Regions from separate parts of the Homo sapiens genome. Here region 2 is linked to region 1. A link is an interaction called in ENCODE POLR2A ChIA-PET data of the cell type or tissue named here. Cell type or tissue: A673. All regions are shown on one strand. Links, peaks and the distances in the headings refer to the core of each region. The heading gives the core; the rest is flanking DNA.

Region 1 (5,370 bases), core at 102-5,101:
TACAAGGCCAGCAGGATGCAGCCTGGTGGTGGGGCTCGGGTACCCTGAATCCTCACTGGCTAAGATGTGTTCCCTGCATAGCCCAACTCCCTCACCCAGATATTTTCTGGCTTGCCGAGGAGATGCTCTAAGGAAATCTGACCTGAGGACCTTAATGCCCCCCACACCTAGCCATCCACAGCCCTCTCACCCCTCTGATGGGGGAGTAGCAAGCGCCTGGGCCGTGGAGCAGCGAGGCTCAGAGTTGCCAGGACCACGGCCTAGCTAAGTGATGAACACAGAGAAACAGGCTGTGCTGCAGGCTCCTGTGAAGCGGCTTCGTGAAGCTGGTGTGGCGGGACAGTCTGTGTGGCTTTACCAGATGGCCCATAGACACCGCTTAGCCCGTGCCTGTACACAGCAGCTCCACCATCTCACGCAGGGACCTGCAATGTGGCTTCCTTTGCCTCGGTTCCCCTTCCTGTCTCGGAAAGGGATCCCTGTCTGACTTGGGCCTCTGGCAGCCCCTCTACCAGCTCTTCCTGCCTCTCTGGGTTTGATCAATGTAATTGGTTTCTGAAAACCCCCCGGATCCACAGGCAGCATAAAGAACAGGCGTCAGAATGGAGGTGACATCCGAGCCAAATTAGTGTCAATATGACAATAAAATGCATGGCTTGGAGGCAGTATGAGCAGTAAACAGACAACATTTCAGTCGGAAACATCTCAATCTTCTCAATGTGGTGGAGGGGGAGGGGGTGGCTGTTCTGTCGTTAAATCACCAATATTCAACAGCATAACATGAGAAAATTCCATTTTAGGGCCCGGGTGACAACCAGTGAATTCTCCGCTCTCCAGGGAGCCGCTCAGCAGAATGATGACCTCGGTTCCCTGACTGGTTCTCTATCACCTTCCCACACAGCAGCGCTCCTGTCTTCCTGCTGTAAATCAGGACCCCTTTAAAAACAAGAGGAAATGGGCCTTCACCCACCACTGGGAGACCAGGGAGGGTGGGTTTTCATCAGAGCCTGGGAAATCCCTCTGTCCTGCCGGCACCCTGGCCTCAGTGCCCTGGGAGGAACGCAGGGCTTGGCTTTCCAATCCCACAAGAGCCCCGTAGAGGCCTCTCTAGCTTCTGGCCTTTCTTCCACCACTGCAGTGTGTTCCCAAATGTAGGGCCACACATGGCCCAGATGAGGTTACTTTAGGTTTGATGGAGACAGAGACAGGAACATCCTCTTCAGACAGGGATTAGGTTTTCCATTTCAGAAAAAATACAAAGTTCCATTTGAAGAACCATTTATTTAACCCCAAAAGGTGAGTCTGTTAAAAAATATTACTAAATACACAATTGTGCAGGTGGCACTCAGCTAAGGTAAAAACTGGGCTGGTGGTTTGCAAACCGGTGTACTGGGGACAAGGCCCTGCAGGATGAGGACCCACATGGAGTTCCCACCCACCTCTCCCTGCTCGCCCTCTTGCCTGGCAGAGCCCTCTCCATGCCTTGGCTGGACATTCAAAACCTCTGGAAAGTTCTCTCCCCTACAGTGCTCCCTCCTCTGGGACCATGAATGAAGGTGCTGAGAAAGGAGGCTGGGGTATGAGGGGCGTCAGGTCGGGACAGGCATTCTTGGTCCCGCCCAGGAACTCACACAGGGCTGCGCTGGAGCTCAGGCACCAGGAAGGCAGGGCTTGTGTGCTGCTCATGATGCGTTGCGTCCCTAGACCTAGAACCGAGCCTGGTAAATAGAAGGTGCCCAATAAACACCTGCCGAATCAACCAGCGTGTGTGCATGAGACACAACGACAGAGAAAGGCAGAGAGAGAAGGCCTGTTCTCCTTGGCTGTCCATGAGCTCTCCAGGCCCCCTGCGCCTGCACAGAGCTCACATGCTCAAGATGATGTGTATGGGGGCTTCCTGGTGTGAACACACATTCCTCAGAGAGAGCCAGGCCCCTTCCACAGGTCTCCTGAGCTGCACTGCTGGCGCCAGGGATGGCCCACACAATTTTCTCAGTGAGGATTTGAGCAAAAAGAAACCTAGTGGAAACGCTCATTCACATTCTCTGCTGTGTGGTCTGGAGCTTTCCGGGAGGGACTGGCACAGACCCATGGAGCAGGCACCCACCGAAAACACCTCCCCAGCTCCCATGGTTCACGGGAGGGGAGGGGCCGGGGGACACCCCACAGACAGGTCCAGCCCGAGCCGCCTGGCTGAGAGCCCAGGTGTTGTGTTCAGCGTCTCTTAGAGACATACGTGAGTAACCGTCCACACAGGCCTCGGAGCTAAGTGGAAGTGCGGAAAGCATTTTTAAAAGGTGAAGCGAAGGTTCTGGTTCTAGTTGAAACTGGTTTTGGAAAAAATGTATTAAGTAGCAATAAAAATAGGAGATAATCCTGGACTACTCTGATTTTCTTGGATTGTAACTGACTGGGAACAAAGGGAAAGAAGGCATCTGCTCCTGAAATCCATGGATAAGAAAAATGCTCCCACCCCCACCCCATACTGGAGCTGGAGAAACTGATATCCCTCCTCAGGTGGACTCTGGAATCTGGTGATGCTTCCCCGTTACCTCCATGTCCTGAAGCCAGATGTGTTCCCAAGGCGGAGGTGGAGAAGGCACAGCGGGTGGGGTGTGATGAGTTAACCAGCAGCTGCTGGAGGGCTGGGAGCTCTCGCGCCCACTGCTGAGCTCACCTCTGCACTCCTCTGCTGCTTCCCAGAGATGCTCAGCCCCCGGGGCTGCCAAATGCTGAGTGCCCGGAAGGCAAAGTTGCTCCCCAGCCCCTTCCAGTCCCCTGTGAGCCAACAGCTACATTCCTCGAGTGCTTCTTTCCTTAGCTGGAGCGCATCTTTCCATTCCAGGGTCTTTTCTAAGTGCCATTCACTCATTCACTCACTCACCCAACAAACACAGAGGACCTGCTCCTTGCCAGATGTGCTCCCAGACCTGACAGGGCGGGCCATCGGCCATACGTAAGGAGAAGTCCCAGCCAGTTCCAGTTGGGGGCGCCTTGGGTCCCGCTAGTGCAGTGGAGCTAGTTGGTGGCTTGAAAGGCCTGGGGCTGGATTCTTGTGGGGTCTCAGGAGAAGGCCTAGCGCACCGTGCACAGGACTCTGTGCAGGAATGAGCTCAGGGAGGTATCTGGGGACCTGCATGTGGGGCAGTGCATGGCAAGACCAGTGTGCAGTGGAGAGAGATGAGCTGGAGAGGAAGGCCTCTGGACGGGGGTTCTAAAGTCTGGATTTTATCCTGAGGGGGCTAGAAGTGGCAGGGGCTGAGCGCAGGATGGCGGAGAGGATAAAGATGGGGATGCTGGATGAGCAGCAGCCATGGAGCAGTGCTACGAGGGCGATATGTCACTGTCTGGCCCGGGAGGGGTGACACGCCACTCTTGGAGGCCTGAGGGACAGGATGGGATGGATGGGAGATGGCAAGGAAAAGGTCTGGGAGAACCTGGGGCCTGGGCTTAGGCAGCAGGTGGACAGAGCTGCCTACAATGAAGATACAGAATCCTGCAAGAGTGAGTGGATTTAAAGAGGGAAAGATATACTGGTGGAAAGAGACCTGCACCAGCATTATTCCAGCACCTGCTAGATGCCAGGCACTGGGCCAGGCTCACATGTGCCATCTCAGTCAATGTGTTTAATCCACACAGCTCGCAGGGCTTGGGATTGCCACTCCACACCCCTTCAGTCCTGTCACCACCTCTGAGCCCAGCTACCACAGGGAGGACACCGTGCAGCCAGGCCTGACCCAGGCCTGCCCTGGAGCTCGCTGTACTACTTCTCCCCTCTGGCTCCGGCCCAGCTGCTCTGGGCTGAGCTCAAGTCCACCTGGCCCGGCTGGCCCTCCCTTGGGCCAGGGCTCATGGTTGGTCAGGTGCATGTGCTGCTGAAAACTGCAGCCCAGGGAAGGGCAGATGGTGCTGGTAACAAACAGAGCAAGGCCTGGGTCAAGCCGCTAGATGCTGGGAGCCCATTTGCTCATCTTAAAGTAAGGAGCATATTTCTAGCCTCAGAAGGTGGCTAAGGGAATTACATGGAAGAATGTGTTTAAAAGCACAGAACAGAGGCAGTCTGCATTCCAATTCACTGTCTCTCACGTGTGCACGTACACACACGTGCACACACAGACGCTCATGCTGAAAATCACTGGATGACTCCCGGCTGCCTGGCTTAGCCTTTCCTGCCCTGTGGGGACACCTGCCTCATCTCACCTCTCTTGGCCGTGGTTTCTCTGCCTCGTCCACTTTCCTATTGGCCTGGTGCCACCCTCAGGCCCTTGGAAGAAGGGTCCTGCTTGCAGGAAGCTGACATTCGGGTGTGGCAATTTGCACATGATCCTTCATGCACTCGGTTGCTGCTGTTTGGTTTCTAATATTGGCAAGGAGCGTGTCTAGCACACAACTTTCTCTCAGTATCTCTGACACCTCACTGTGGCTTGTGGGAGCACCGTGTAGGGCTGCTGAGAGGAGAGGGGAACAGAGCACATGGATGTGTGTGTACTCAGAGGGACGTCAATGTCCTACAGAGCTGACAGGTGTTGTTGAACATCTGGATGGTGTGCTTAATTCTGGACTAAACACCATGCTGGGAAAGGCAAGGAAGAACGGGACAGACACAGGGACCAAATTCTGGTGGCATCACTGAGGCATGTTATGGCCTCCCACCAGGGCCTGGCGAGGACCATATCCATGAGGGGCCAGCCTCGGAGGTTGGCCGCCCTCTTCTCAGCAAAACTTTTCCTGGGAAGCAGGAGATGTTCAAGATAGCTGAGGAGCAATGTGAGGTGGTTGCTGTAAGTATGAGGTGGGCCAGGCAAAGAGTGAAGGAGCAGCCAGAGGAGGGAGCTGTCCCAGTGACTGAGGGGGGCAGGGGAAAGGGAAGGAGGAGGCTTCCAGAGAGACTTCCTGGAGGAGGCGAGATGTCAGCCAGGCCTTAGAGAAGTGAAGGGCTCCCCTGGAACAGAGCCCTGGGGGCGGGTCGGGGTGAGCAAGGCAGCAGCCCACCCTGAGTCTCATGGCCCCGCCTGGTCCCACATGATTTCCCACCAGCCCACCCCAACCTGCTACAGGCTGCACGGCCCTGCAGGCACCAGGGCTGCCCCTGCAGGACGGTCTCCCTGCAGGCTCCTGTCTCCCTGCCGTGGGCTATCAGGGAGTGAAAACGCCACCCCAGGCAGGGCTCCGGGAGGCTGGCTCTGCAGGAGGTGCCTGCCTGTTCCCTGTGGTGGCTTCCAGCTTTACTGGCTGCCCTGCCTCCCTGTGTGCCGCTGGCCAGGGCTCCAGGACCTGCAGGCGGAGTGGCGCTGACTGGGGGATGGGAGGGGGTGCTGAGCCTTCCACTCCCTCCACTATTCCTTGAGACGGGCTCCTTGCTGACCGCAG
Region 2 (5,370 bases), core at 189-5,188, 92 kb before region 1:
TGTAGTAGGCATTTAATTTTTTTAAAAATTTGTTGTTTTCTTTTGTATACCAAAAGAATAAATGTTATCTGTTGAATACAAAAAAATACATTAAATCATCTATCCAAGCCCCTGCACTAGTAACATTTGGATAAACATCTTTTAAGATAGACATGGCATATTATATATAGACAGGAAACGATAAAGAGGGAGAAAAGGGATTGCTATATAATAATTTTTTAGTCAAATTTCGAAGTGCCGGCTACCCTTTTACTAGATATTTTCTATTCATAGCTTCATGCATATCCACATTTTACGCATGAAGATACTGAGGCTGAGAAGCAAATTCATGCAGCTTCATACCCAAAGTCATGCAGCTAGGATAGTAGCAAAGTAGAAATTTAACAGAGATCTGTGGAACTCCAAAGTCTGTGTTCTTCCACTCCACTCAACTTACATCACCTTACATATATTTGACATCAGGTATTCAAACAAAATAAATCACGTGAAATGCATGCCACACCATTTACACACTAATGTAGCTTTTGGCAGGTTTTGCTTGCATCTATATGCACAAACCTGTGTACCTTTTGCCTGCAGTTTTAATCTGGAGTCTATGGGCCTCTCAGGACACAGACAGGCTTTGGTGGCCCATGAGCCCCCTGAAGAATTATTTAAAGTTTTCTGTGTAAGTCTGAATGGTAAGTTTTATAAGGGAGGATTTATAACTTCATGAGATTTTTACAGGGCCTGTGACCTCATCCTGGCCAGGAAACACTGACGTATTGTATGCAGGTGTTCATACCAGGTTCGAGGAGGCATAAACAAAGGCACTCGTCACCCAAGTGTGCAACTGTGTGCTGTGCCTGACATAGGCCTGTGAGCCCAGCCCCCAAGCTCTCACATCCGGTGGGACTGGCCTGGCTCAGCATATGGAAGTCCCAGAGTGAGTGATCAGGGAAAACCAATGCATTTGGAGCTGCTGCATGGGCCAGTGGGGACAGGGTGGGGGACATGGAAACGAGGAGGGGCTTGTCACAGGTGAGACACAGCTCTGAGAGAGGGGTCCCCCGGAGACTGAGCCACTGACCCAGGACCAATGCTCCCTGGGAAGAGGGAGGTTTTGCTTTTGGCTCTAGCTGGGCCTCAGAGGGCAGGACATGGAGACTGGACATCTGTGGACTTCAGCACTAGATCTGGTTCTAGCATGAACTACCCCAATCTTGGGCATCTCTTCAGTTCCCCACGCCTCAGTTTCCCCATATATAAAATTAGCTGCCTCGGTTAGAATCAAAGCATAACTAAAATATCATGCTCTTAGCTAAAGAGCCAGGCGCTGCGGCCAAGGTCCCAAATCAACAGTGCTGGCTGGCCACGATTGGTTAGTTTGTTCGTTGGTTTCGTAACCCAGAGGCACTGATAACGCCAGCCCAGTCATTCCCCAGAGGTTGAGAAAGGAGGCTGCAGGACGATGGGGGAAGGACATCTGAGAGGGGTGGGTATGCTGGCGGAGGCTGTGAACTTTTCAGATAGGGACATACCTGTTTCCTTCTCCACTGTAACCTCAGCTTCCAGAATCCTGCTTGGTGCAGTCGGTGCCTGTGTTAGTTCCTAGGGCTGCTGTAAGAAAGTGCCAACAACTAGGTGGCTTAAAACAATAGAAATGTACTCTATTACAGTTCTGGAAGCAAAAAGGTCTGAAATCAAGGTGGCTGCAGGGCCCCACTCCCTCTGAAACCTTTGGGGGAATCCTTCCTTGCCTCTTCCAGCTTCTGGTGTGGCCAGCAATCTTTGGCCTTCTTTGGCTCACAGTGGCATCACTCAATCTCTGCCTACATATTTGTCTGGCATTCTCCCTGTGTGCCTGTCTTTGCATGGCGATCTTCTTATAAGGACACCGGTCATACTGTATTAAGGGCCCACCTTAAGATTATGGCCGCATCTTAACTAATTATATCTGCAATGACCCTATTTCCAAATAAGGTCCCATTCTAAGGTATTGTTAGGTTAGGACTACAACATATCTTTTTTGAAGGAAGGACAACATTCAACCCATAACAGTGCTCAATAAATATTTAGTAAACAAGTGAGAGAGACAGATGGGCACAGGCTCTGTTCTTGGCAAGTCTTTGCTATGAGAAGATTGCCAAGGAGATAAAAATGAGCTTCTTGGGATATAATATCAAATAATTGCTACTCCTTGGGAAGAAGCCACAGTTTGCTGTGCTGGAATTATTGAATCACGAGTGGAGAGTAAGGTGCACGTGAATGAAGAGAAGCAATGCTATGCGCATATTAACCCGAGCGCTTGACTTTGAGGACAGGACAGCAGGATGTGGCTGAGTGGAGGTGGCAGGAGACGCTTGGGACCATGACACTCACAGTCTTATTGCTGTGGCGTTCTTAGTGCTGTTATTTTTGTCATTTTCCTAGCTTGATGAAAAAATTTCCTTTTTTCACTTCCACAGAACAAAACAGCTTGTGTTTTGTAATTTCATGTGGCTGATTTTGTGTACCTTTGACAGTTCAGCCACACTTTGGACATAACATTTCACCTTGTAACTCAATTTTTTTTTTAAGCCAGCCTTAATAAAAAGCTATTGTTTTAGTTAGCTGTGGCATTTGAAATTACCTGGGCTCCTTAAACCCTTTATTCTGGGGTTCAAGAATTCTGAACAGCTGGTGTATAAAGACCATCACATAAAATGAAGGCAGGTATCACTTGGTCCAGCTCTGTAGGACAGTGGTGATCGAGGTCGAAAACGTCTACTTCCAGGACAAGTCGCTTAGACCTTGGGGCAATTTATATTTTAGAGATGCCCAGACAGTAGCTCTGATTTAGGATTTACCTGCTCCAGCTGTTACTGACTCCTTGCTAGTCCAGGTTGAGTGTAGGGAACAGAAACCATGCCAGGTACTTTAAGCAGGAAGGGATTTAATACAGGCACTTAAAGATTTACAAAATCATCTGAAGAGGCTGATGGCTCAATTCCAGTCTGGGTCTCCAGGAATGACTACCAGAATACCAAGGAACAGGAAATTAACTCCAGGAACACGTTGTCATAGCTGTGACCCAGGGAATCGGGAAGATGGGATTAGGGAGCTGCCAGTGCCCGTGGGCCTAAATCCTCAGTCGTAGAGACAGCTGCCTTTTGACACAGAAAGCTGATGGCTGGCCATGGGGATGCTGAATCCAGCCACTGCTGCGACTGGAGCAGGAGGCTGGACACTGGTCTTTCCTGTTTGCCTTCTGTCTTCTAACGTCATGTAAGTGCTTCTCTTACAGAACTGATTTTGTAACCAGGACCCTGACTGCAAAGGGCTGTGGGAAATGTAGTTCAAGCTTTCAAATCTCTGTAGTAGGGGAAGGCACTCCAGAGAGGAAGGAATAAACGCCGAGGCTCATGGCTGTGTCCTGCTGACGACCCTTTCTTTGTTATGGGCCAGAAATAGCCATTCCCTAGACAGAGAGGAGGCATAAAATACATGACGTGCTCCAAGGAGAGAGAATGCAAGGATTACAGCCTCCTCACACCCACGTGGAACTCCACATAGGAGCTCCTTTCTCTAAGCTGGGCAGGGCTGTAAGGGCATTCAAAGGATGGAAGAATGCCTTAGAGCACAGCTGTCTGATGGAACTTTCTGCAATGATGGAAATGTTCATGTCAGTGTCATCCAATACAGTTGTCACTAGCCCTATGTGGCTGCTAAGCACTGGACATATGGCTAGTATGACCGGGTAACCGAATGTTTACTTTTCATTAATTTAAATTTAAATTTACTTAGTCTCATCCTAGTCTCATGGGGTAGTAGCTAGCACACTGGACAGTGCACTCTGAGGGGTGTCCAGAAAGGTGAGGCCAGGCACCCTGACTCCCCAGCTGTGCTCGAGGCTGGATCTGGTAGGGCCTGGAGAGAAAGCAGCAGAGACCGGCAGAGCCACCTGAAGAGGGAGCAGGACTCCTAAGGCAGGGGTGTCAGGGGCTTCTCTGAAGTGGCTGGTGTGTTAGAACTAAAAGAGATGCAGGGGCAAGGGCTCACCCTAGGAGACCAAGCAGAAGTCAAATCCTCAGTCTGAAGAAGATACTGGGGTCCAGGAGCCTGGAATGCCAGGAGGAGAAATCAGGGAAGAGTGAGGTTGGAGCATAGCAGGAGCAGAGTCTGGGGGACCCACAGTCAAACCTGTATGACATCAGCAATGGGAGGGGACAAAAGATTCACATTAGGCCACACCCTGGTGGCCTGCAGATGTGACAGGTGAACTCTTTAATTAGTCACTAAGAGTGCCAGTTTCCTACTGCTGCTGTCACAAATGACCACAAACTTGGCAGCTTAACCAGCACAATTGGATTCTCTTACTGCTCTGTAGGTGAGAAGCCAACAAGGATCTCACTTGGCTGAGCGCAAGGCGTCTGCAGGGCTGTGTTCCCTCTGGAGGCTCTGCAAGAGAATCCATTCTCTGGCCTTCTCCACATCCCACTGGTGGTCTGCATTCCTCGCCTGTGGTCTCTGTGTGCGTCCTTAAAGCCCATCACTGTGACCTCCGCCCCGTCGTCACATCTTCTCTTACCCTGCCTGCTACCTCCCCCGTGGTTGGACCGCATGATGCACTGATGCGTGGTAATTTAGAATAATCTCCCATCTCAAACTCCTTAATTAAAAATATATTTCTTTCTTTCTTCCTTTCTTTCTTTCTTTCTTTCTTTCTTTCTTTCTTTCTTTCTTTCTCTTTCTTTCTTTCTCTTTCTTTCTCTTTCCCTTTCTTTCTCTCTCCTTTTCTTTCTCTCTCCCTTCCTTCCCTCCCTCTCTTTCTTTCTTTTCTTTCTTTTCTTTTTCTTTCTTTCCTTCCTTCCTTCCTTCCTCTCTTTCTTTTTCTTTTCTTTTCTTTCTTTCTGTTTTTTGAGACAGGGTCTCACTCTGTTGCCCAGGCTGGAGTGCAGTGGCGCCATCACAGCTCACTGCAGCTTCAACCTCTTGGGCTTGAGCCATCCTCCTGCCTCAGCCTCCCCAGCGGCTGGGCCCACAGGCGCATAGCACCATGCATGGTGAATTTTTTTTTTATTTTTATTTTTTGGCAGCAACAAGGTCTCACTGTGTTGCCCAGGTTGGTCTCGAACTCCTAGCCTCAAGCAATCCTCCTACCTTGGCTTCCCAAAGTGCTGGGATTACAGGTGTCAGCCTCCGTGCCCAGCCAAAATCCTTAATTAAGTCACATCTGAAAAGTTCCTTTTGACATGTAAGGTAACATTCATAGGTCCTGGGGATTAGGCCCCAGGACATGGTCATCCTTCGGGGGCTATTATCCAGCCAGCCACTCCCCATTCTCCATCCCATGCTACCCCTGGCATTTCTCTTCCTCCCCTGCCCCAGTCAGCCTTCAGAAGTTGTCTC

The links. ChIA-PET counts read pairs that join two places held together with the same protein. Peaks named below come from ENCODE experiments on the same cell type or tissue, not always from the same donor. Only the 100,000 strongest peaks of a DNase experiment are listed, where the experiment ranks them.
Region 2: POLR2A ChIA-PET joins it to region 1 with 10 read pairs; 2 of 35 experiments call an interaction of 5 or more read pairs at or near these places.

What each region holds. Positions count from the first base shown.
Region 1 is chr2:120,956,463-120,961,832 of GRCh38, reverse strand. The region is part of intron 5 of GLI2 (GLI family zinc finger 2); the gene reads right to left. Among named protein-coding and RNA genes, the nearest start is that of GLI2, 220 kb to the right of the region's middle. RefSeq lists an enhancer at 1,429-1,928. In A673, for the core only: a CTCF peak has its summit at 2,986 (motif pointing right); no DNase peak of the experiment used is centred there.
Region 2 is chr2:121,048,232-121,053,601 of GRCh38, reverse strand. It overlaps LOC105373587 (a long non-coding RNA gene), which reads right to left and starts at 4,142. Exons shown (of 4, transcript XR_923267.2): 1 at 4,021-4,142; 2 at 1,521-1,599. In A673, for the core only: no CTCF peak of the experiment used is centred there; no DNase peak of the experiment used is centred there.